2 separate regions of the Homo sapiens genome follow, and region 2 is linked to region 1. Evidence: read pairs that join two places in POLR2A ChIA-PET (ENCODE). Cell type or tissue: HepG2. All regions are shown on one strand.

The links. Peaks named below come from ENCODE experiments on the same cell type or tissue, not always from the same donor. Only the 100,000 strongest peaks of a DNase experiment are listed, where the experiment ranks them.
Region 2: POLR2A ChIA-PET joins it to region 1 with 5 read pairs; 5 of 35 experiments call an interaction of 5 or more read pairs at or near these places.

What each region holds. Positions count from the first base shown.
Region 1 is chr15:58,568,564-58,573,563 of GRCh38, forward strand. It overlaps LIPC (lipase C, hepatic type), which reads left to right. Exons shown (of 9, transcript NM_000236.3): 9 at 153-1,281. The coding sequence ends at 264. Among named protein-coding and RNA genes, the nearest start is that of LIPC-AS1, 72 kb to the left of the region's middle. In HepG2, no CTCF peak of the experiment used is centred here; a DNase peak (open chromatin) is centred at 4,868.
Region 2 is chr15:58,623,671-58,628,670 of GRCh38, forward strand. It overlaps ADAM10 (ADAM metallopeptidase domain 10), which reads right to left. Exons shown (of 16, transcript NM_001110.4): 10 at 4,030-4,213. Among named protein-coding and RNA genes, the nearest start is that of ADAM10, 120 kb to the right of the region's middle. In HepG2, no CTCF peak of the experiment used is centred here; a DNase peak (open chromatin) is centred at 2,831.

The DNA of each region.
Region 1 (5,000 bases):
AGTTACAAAAATATTTGCGAACATAAGAATCTAACTTAAAAAAAGACATCACATGCCTTACACAAATTGAGTGAAATTTGATAAAGAATGAAACACTTCAATAAGCTCCACCTAAAACTTAATGCTGTGTTTGCTTCCTGTTTTCTATTCAGAATGACATTTTGTTCAGAAAACACAGATGACCTACTACTTCGCCCAACCCAGGAAAAAATCTTCGTGAAATGTGAAATAAAGTCTAAAACATCAAAGCGAAAGATCAGATGAGATTTAATGAAGACCCAGTGTAAAGAATAAATGAATCTTACTCCTTATCTGGAATGGCTGCCTTATTTAGAAGCCAAAATTACATAAAGAATCTCACACAAAGCTTAAATAAAGTTTAGATTTAAGGGGGGTATGTTTCACTCTCATAAACTGAGCTTTTAAAAACGATATGATATAACTATTTTCCAGTATCAGTACAACCAAAAATGTCCCAATTTTATCTCTGGTTAAATGTTAATATATGCAAATAAGTACAAATGCAAGAGCCATTTTAGATCTGTTGTTCTAATTTACAATGTCTTTTATAATTAAGTTTCCCACATGTCCTTGCTAGTTTATTATGACCCATTTTTGAACCATGCTAGAAAGATACTTTTTTATTAGGTAACTAGTGCTTCAATAAAGCAAGATTCTAATTAATCACCACTAGTTGTGTATACCAAATACACATCCTTTAAGACAATACAGTTCTTAAAAGAAGAAAAATTATAATTATTCTAATATTTATACAAATCATATAACGATTTCACAGAACCAAACACTTACAAGTAGAATTCTACTAAAACTACTTGTGATAACAGTGAAAGCTAGACATGTGGTCATTTTAATAATGGAATTACAAATTAAATAAACATAATTATTATATCTTACTAATGCTTGCAACAAAAGCTAATTTTAAAAACTTGGAATGTCTCAAAGCATTTGCTATGGACTGAATGTTTGAGTCACCCCAAAATTCATATGCTGAAATCTAATCCCCAATGTGATGGTGTTTGGAGGTGGGGCCTTTGGGAGGTGATCAGGTCATGAGGGTGGAGCCCTCATAAGTGGGATTAGTGCCCTTATAGGGGATAAAGGATCAGAACTCTCTGCCATGTGCGGATATGAGAAGGCAACTATATGCAAACCAGGAAGTTGACCCTCACCTGGAAGTAGACTACCAGATCTGCTGGCACCTTTATCTTGGACTTCTCAGCTTCCAGAACTGTGAGAAATAAATGTTTCTTGTTTAAGCCATCCAGACTATGGTAATTTGCTATAGAAGCCTGAACTAACTGAGAGAGTTAGATGTCAAATTTCAAACTGTCCAATAAGTGAAATAATAATGTTTTGACCAGCAAATTCCATCACAAAGCACATGGTGACAATGGACGCTAAATATGGTAATCAGTTAGATATGTGTTTTACATAATTCAGAGAGGAGGAACATGTTATGCACATTAAACAAGCTAACCTAACTTGCACTTAGGCTCAGCTATATACAGACCATAATTCATATTCTCTTCACCAAAGCGGGGTAAACTGGGGCTCATGAAAACAAAAATCCTGGAAAGATGTCTGCCTCTGACTAATCAATTTAAAATTATCTTGCATGATTCACTTTTATTTCCCTTTGAAAGACCTAGAAATCTAAAACTTATGGGGTGGTGGGATAGGAAGAACAGCTGGTCAATGTTTCCAAATGAAGCATTCTGTCCTGAATGCTAATCTTACCTGCAAAAGTATTTGACCCTACTTTTAGGGAATGTGTGTGAGTGTGTGTCTAAAATTGATAGATAATAAAATGAACATTTCCCATTATGTCTAGAATACTAAGGTTTACAATAAAATGTTTGCATTGGATTGCCAGGTTTTATCATTAACGATCCAGAAGGAATTTAGAATATCACTTTTGAAAAACAACAGGGAAACACTCTTTGCTGTATATGCAACAGAGTCCATGCATATGTATTCCAGGAGACATGTATGTGAGCCTTGAAATCATCGCAGCCAGAAACAGCCCAAATGTCTGCCAGTACGATGCAGAAATGAACTGGGTTATAGTCTTGCTAATGGACTGTCGTACAACCGTAAGAAAGATAAGCCAAAGCTACACACACAAAAGAACAGAGCTGGGGCCAGCGTGAGGCAGCGAGGCATCTAGGGAGCAACATTTAAGGAAGCACTCATGCATTTTTCGTTTGCACAAAGACACAAAAAAAGGTATAGTATGATACAAACAATGGATAAACACCTGTAATCCCAGCACTTTGGGAGGCTGAGGCAGGCTGATCAATTGAGGTCAGGAGTTCGAGACCAGCCTGGCCAACATGGTGAAACCCGGTCTCTACTAAAAATACAAAAATTAGCTGGGCATGGTGGCGCATGCCTGTAATCCCAGCTACTTGGGAGGCTGAGGCACAAGAATCCCTTGAACCCGGGAGGCAGAGGTTGCAGTGATCTGAGATCGCGACACTGCACTCCAGCCTGGGCAATAGGGTGAGACTCCGTCTCAAAAAAAAAAAAAAAAAAACCAAAAGGAAACAAAACAATAAAATCATTATCACAAAAGGAAACAAAACAATAAAATCATTATCACAAAAGTGAGGCTGTGATAATCCCAGGAAAGAGGAAGGGCACCCTGGAGTTCCAGGTGCCAGCAATAGTCTACTTCTTACTCCAGGTGGTGGGTACACACACGTTCACTGATTTAACCGTTCTATATACATCTACATTTCACGCACTTTTTAGTATGAATGTCACCTTTCACAATGTGAAAATTAAAAAGGGAAAATAAAGGGCAGAGTTAAACAAACATGTTTCTACTATAGTGTGATATGTTTCAAAAGTAATATAGTTTCACAAGCAATATAATTAGAAATTATTTCATCTTTAGTAAGAAAACTTGAAGTGCCACAATACATGGTAACATTTTGGGCAGAGAATTCAACAAGCATCCAACGTGACAAGTGGTTAACTGGAACATTTGAAACTCCTCTTGGCATGTCCAAATCTGGTTGCCAATTCTGTTGTCGGTGGATTATTTTCACTTGGAGGGATGTGTTCATCGACATCACATTTTCTTAAGTATATTCGAGTAGGGAAGTCAAATTGGGAAACTGAATAATGCAGTCACATCTGTTCGTTGCACATGCAAAATGCTGGCTCGTGAACTGATTATACACACCTCTCTCCAAAGAATCTGCATTTATGAGCCCACTCAGGAAAGATAACACTAGCATCTTGCCTTTTAGGCAAAAGCTTATTTGTGCTTCTCTTGTAAGAGAGCACTGGGAAAGAAATGGAATGTCGATTACACTGCAGCTGGGCTCTTTGAGGTGAGTAAGTCAGAGAGAGAAGGAAACAAGCACTCCATTCAACATTAAAATGAACGCACTCTGCTGCATCGCAAAGCTCCCTGTCCTCAATGTTCACCTTGAGTCATGTCGGCCGCAAATACTGCAAAAGCTTGGATTGCAATACACGTCTGTGGGGCAGCAAGGCAAGGGGTAAAGCTGCCCAGTGCTGTGCTTGCCCTCCCACAGAGGCTGGACCAAAGTAAAGTCAGAGGGATGGGAAATAGACAAGCAAGATGAAGACTAAAGAAAGTCAGTCCCAAAAGGGACCATTTACATGGTCCCATAATACATACTTCTATTTGAATCCCAATGATCCGTACATGATTAATGGCTCCCGACACATCTCATTCCTTCCCTTCTCTTATCCCTTCCTCCTTTTCTTTTCTCCCCTGGAATTGCTCTGCCTAACTTAGTCCTATTTATCTACCCAGGCCCAGTTATTTTCACCAGTTGCCTCCTAGCCTGGCCAGGCCACAGAGATCTTTCTCTCTTCTGAGCGCCTGGCAATCACATAAGTGACGCTCTCCGCCATCCACTTGGCCTTTAGTTATTTGTGCCCCGCTGATTCCCCTCCAACCTCCCAGCCTCCCTGCTGCTCCCTGCCCTCCATTCAACCATTCCAGGGGAGCCCAGACCTCCTTCCCTACTCGCACGTTTCTCTCTTTATAGGCAATCTCACCCACTCCTATGGCTTTATTTATGATCAACCACATAGGCCAACCATTCTCAGTGTAGAGCTCCAGCCTGGGCCTTCTCTCCAGACCCGTATTCCCATATATTATGCAATTGTCCATTCCACAGTTCCCGCTGTGTCATCTCTCCCTGCATCCAAAAATGAATGCATGATGTTTCTTGCCCCTGGAACCTGCTCATCCCCATTCTCTCTGTTGTTTATCTCCTTGAAGGTCATTACCACCCACCCAGTTGCTGGTGGTGGACTCTGGGGAGTCATCCATTATGTGTCCTCCCCTTTGGCCCCTCACAATCCAATGATCACCATATTCCATGAATTCTACTCTTATTTCTTAAGCGTGTCTATGTCTCCCCACCTCTACTGCCATCAACCCAGCCCAAGCCGAACTATCGCTTACCCAGACATTTGCAACAACTTTCCAACTCATCCCTCAGACACCCTCCTCCCTCTCAATCCCTTCCCCTCACAGCGACCAGAGTGATCTTAAAAAAAAAAAAAAAAAAAAAAGGTTATATCATTTTCCTGCATAAAGCCCTCCCAATGACCTCCCACGTTTTTTGGAAAAAGTCCAAAATAATTACCCTGGCCTTCAAGGCTCCCAGTCAAGCCCCTACTTTTCTCCCCAGTCTTGCCTCCCATTACTCTCTGTCTGTCACTCACTAGGCCATTGTCCAGCTCCACCCACGGAGTGTCCGCCCAGCCTGCATTTTATTTTTAATTTTTATTTATTTATATATTTATTGGAGACAAAGTCTCACTCTGTCACCCAGGCTGGAATGCAGTGGTGCAATCACAGTCATTGCAGCCTTGACCTCCTGGGGCTCAAACAATTCTCCCAGCTCATCCTTCCGAGTACCTGGGACTACAAGTGCACACTGCCACATCCATCTAATTCCTAAATGTTTTGTAGAGACAGGGGTCTC
Region 2 (5,000 bases), 55 kb after region 1:
GATGAAGCTAGAAGCCATCATACCCAGAAAACTAACACAGGAACAGAAAACCAAACACCACATGTTCTCACTCATAAGTGGGAGTTGAACAATGAGAGCACATGCACACAGGGAGGGGAACAACACACACCAGGGCCAGTCCAGGGGTAGAAGGTGAGGGGAGGGAGCGCATTAGGACAAACAGCTAATGCATGTGGGGCTTAAAACCTAGATGATGGGTTGATAGGTGCAGTAAACCACCATGGCACACGTACACCTATGTAATGAACCTACACATTCTGCACTTGTATCCCGGAACTTAAAGTGAAATTTAAAAAAAAAAAAAAAGGGGGGGCCAGGCGAGGTGGCTCACGCCTGTAAATGCCAGCACTTTGGGAGGCCGAGGCAGGTGGATAACAAGGTCAAGAGATTGAGACCATCCTGGCCAACATGGTAAAACCCCGTCTCTCCTAAAAATACAAAAAAACCAGCTAGGCGTGGTGGCGCACTCCTGCAGCCCCAGCTACTTGGGAGGCTGAGGCATGAGAATCGCTTGAACCTGGGAGGGAGAGGTTGCAGTGAGCCGAGATCGTGCCACTGCACTCCAGCCTGGTGACAGAGCGAGACTCTGTCTCAAAAAAAAAGCAAAAACAAAAACAAAAAAAACTAGAAACATGCATCTGCACATATATACTAGGTGAATAATGATTTTTACAAGTCTAGTAATAATTTTATAATTCACATGACACGTAATTTATAAGAAAACAAATAACGAAGTCAGAAAATGTTACATACATTATTTACTACATATTAATTTTTATTTCATATAAAATTAGTACTTCAAGTTAGTTATTTGCTAACAGTTTAAACAACAATGAGGTACTGTTTGTTTGTTTGTCTGAGACAGAGTCTCGCTCTGTTGCCCAGGTTAAAGTGCAGTGGCACGATCTTGGCTCACTGCAACCTCCAACTCCTGGGTTCAAGCAATTTCTTGTGCCTCAGCCTCCCAAGTAGCTGGGACTACAGGCGCACGCCACCATGCCTCACTGATTTTTTAATTTTTTGTAGAGACAGGGTTTCGCTACATTGGCCAGGCTGGTTTCGAACTCCTGGCCTCAAGCAATCTCCCTGTCTTGGCCTCCCAAAGTGCTGCGATTACAGGCATGAGCCACTCTGTCTGGCCTAAAAATACTGTTTAAATGCAAAAATTATAATAGGTACACATTTTGTTATAATTTAAGAAAAAATTTTCTTTCCTGTTAATACCTACAAAGCAATATGTACATTTTTAAAAGTCAACTTATTTCAGAAGGTTTACTGTGAAAACCCAGTTTACAAATGAAGAATCTTAATGTACCTGTACATTAAGAAGCATTAGAAAAACAACCACTGACAATAACAATAACAAAAATGATAACATCAGTTTTTGAAGATTGAAGATGTAATTTCAATCTGCCCTTTTAAAAGAAAAAGATAATGCCAATCAATACAATAAAAAACTGATTAACTGGACCTCATCAAAATGTGAAACTTTTGCTCCACGAAAGAACTGTGAAAAGGGCGAAAAGACAAGCTACAGACTGGGAGAAAATATTTGCAAACCAGTATCTAGGACTAGTATCTAGACTATATAAAGAATTCTCAATACTCCAAAGAAAAGAAAAAAGTCCCACTAATGATCACTAAAATGACCAAAAAACATGGACAGACATTTCATCAAAGATGATTTATAAATGGCCAATAAGTACATGAAAAGATGTTCAGCATCATTAGCCACCAGAGAAATGCAAATTAAAACCATGAGATATCACAGCACGCCCATCAGAACAGCTAAAATAAAAAACTGTGAAAACTCCAAATGGTTGTGAACATGCAGAGAAACTGGATCATTTGTGCAGTGCTGGTGAGAACATAAAATAGTATGGCCACCCTGGAAAAGAGTTTGGCAGTTTTGTACAAAGCAAAACAAGCAATTGCTATATGGTCCATCAATTCGATTTGGGAGCATTTATCTCAAAGTAAAAACTTATATGTTTATACAAAAAACCTGTACATGAATGTTTACAGCTGCTTTATTCATAATAGCCAAACACTGGAAACAGCCCAGATGTCTTTCAAATGGATGGTTAAACAAATTGCAGTACATACATACCATGGAATACTACTCAGAAATAAAAAAGAACGAACTATTGATAAAGGCAATAATTTAGATGAATCCCCAGGGAATTATGTTGAGTGAGAAAAGGCAATTCCAAAAGGTTGTATGCTGTCTGATTTTATTTATATAACTTTTTTAGAAGTGACAAAATTTTACATATGGAGAACAGGGTAGCAGGGGGGAGGAAGGGACAACAGAAGGGAGGTAAGCATGGTTATAAAACAATGAGGGATCCTTGTAATGACAGAACTGTTCTGATTCTTGATTGTGATGGTGGATACATAAATCTACGCATGTAATAAAATTGTATAGAGCTAAATACATACAAAGAGAAATGAGAACAAAAAAAAAAACTAGGGAAATTGGAATAGTATCTATGGATTTTCTCAATATCAACATCCTGGTCATGATATTGTACTACAGTCTTGCAAGGCATTACCATCGGAGGGAACTGAGTGAAGGGTACAGGGAATCTATTACTTCTTATGAACTGTATGTGAATCTATTAATTATCTCAATAAAATTTCAATTAAAAACAAAATCCCATGCTTATCTGGAAATCTTCCTGAATTCTTTCTCCTTTGCTGTCACATGTTTAACCCCTCTTTCAGTGCTCTTAATGTACAAAGATGAATAGGCCTCAGTGTTTCCCCTAAAGAAACCTATGGTCTTGTGAAATAGGACAAGGACACACACACACAAAAAAACCCTAATACAAAGTAAATATTTAGAGTATGTTCAATGCCGCAAGAAAGACATAACAGATGACTGGAAGAACAAAATCTGGTCTATACATACAATGGAGTATTATTCAGCCGTGAAAAGGAATGGAACTCTGATACATGCTACAACACAGATAAACCTTGAAAATATTATGCTAAGTGAAATAAGCCAGGCACGAAAGAACAAATATTGTATGTCCCCACTTACATGAGATACCCAGAATAGGCCAATTCATAAAGACAGAAAGTGGATTAGAGGTTACCAGGGGCTGAGGGGAAGACAGAGCATTACTGCTTAATGGTTATAGAATTTCCATTGGGATGATGAAAAAGTTTGCAAATGAAGAGTGAATGTAATTGATTACATTCACATTCAACATTGTACCTATAATTAATGTCACAGAACTGTACATTTAAAATCAGTTTAAAATGGCACACTTTATGCTATATATATTTTACTAAAATAAGAAATAATTTCATAGTAACTTTATTCACATTAGCCCAAATCCAAGGTATTCATGATAGGAGAGTAGATGTACAAACTAGGACATATTCATACAACGTAATAGTACTCAGCAATAAAAAGGAGTATAATACTAAAGATGAATCTCAAAGCTGTATACTGAGTTAAACAGCCTTCCACAGAAGGGTATAAACTGTATACTTTCACTTATATGAAGACAAAGCCAATGTAGAGTGAAATAAATCAGATAGTGGTTGCCTCTGAGGGTGTGTTGGGACAGAGCCTGATTGGGAAGGGTGATAAAAGAAAGTTCCGGGGTGACAGAAATGTCCTGTATCTTGATAGGTAGTTTACAAAGGTAAATGCATCTGTCAAAACTCATCAAATGATGCACTTAAAATTTGTGCATTTCACTTATGCAGAAAACAGAAAAAGAACTATAAACAATATTGAACTCTAGTTAATGATTTGCAGACTAAAATGTTTAGGTGTGAAGTATACTGATGGCTGCAACTTACTTTAAATTGCAATAAAACATGAATTGAGAGATGGCAAGATTAAGAAATAACGAGATAAAGGGAATACAGCAAAGTGTTAGCAATAGTAAAATGCAGGTGGTGGGTATGTCAGTAATCACTATAGAATTCTTTCAAGTTGTCTGAATGTTTGAAAATGTTCATAACAAAACGTTAGGAAAATATACATACCAACAAAACAGTTGTTTCTCTTCTTCTCAAGAACTTGGCTTATATTTCTAATACTACAGAGTGAGAATTTATTGTTGTTAAGTTTGTCCCCAGATGTTGCTCTTGCATACATGATGTAATTGCCATTTTCTTTTTGACCCAAATTCTTAGATTCTCCTGGTGTGCACTCTGTTCCAGAATCATGCTGTCAAAAAGAATATAAAGTTACATAAACAGGAAGTAAAATAAGGTTTTCAGGTCAACTGATTAAACGTAATGTTCTCATCAGGAAAACAATGGAAGCTTGTGGACTCTCCTTTAAAAAGGATCTTACAATTGTTTTACACCTTGAGTAGGAAAAGAATTTGCTCTTTTAGGGGTCACTGTCTTAGAAAAGGAGGAAAATCAGTGGAGGTCTAGCCATAACAATTTATAGCTTTGTAAGCAGGGACTAGAATTGAGGACAGACTGTCATAAAAGTCTATTAAAAATAAGCTCACATACTTTTAAAACTAGTAACAGTAAAATAAACTACTTTAAAACTACTAAATAGTCTCTAACACATATGTTAAATTACATGTTATGAATAGTTCAGAGAAGACAGAGGTGGGGAAAGACAAAAGAATCAAGAGACTGACATGGGGCTAAATACACACAGAACAGGAATCTAAGACAGCTAACTTAATAGCCAATATATAGGAAAGGTAAGTAAAAATGCTGACTAGGAACAGAAACACAATGATATATTTTTAAATGAAAAATGGTAAAAGCCTAGAGATAAAACCAAAATACTGCTTTGCCAAATAAACAGAGTTCTGTGTACACGTAACATATAAATGCACATAAGTGGTGTTCGGTTTTGATAAATTTTATTGAAGAGTCAGATACATACAGCATAGCTCCCTGAATTTTCTCAAAGTAATGCTTATGAGACCAAGCAACAGAACACTACTACCAGATCCCAGCAGCCCCTACCATCCTGGGGATATGCA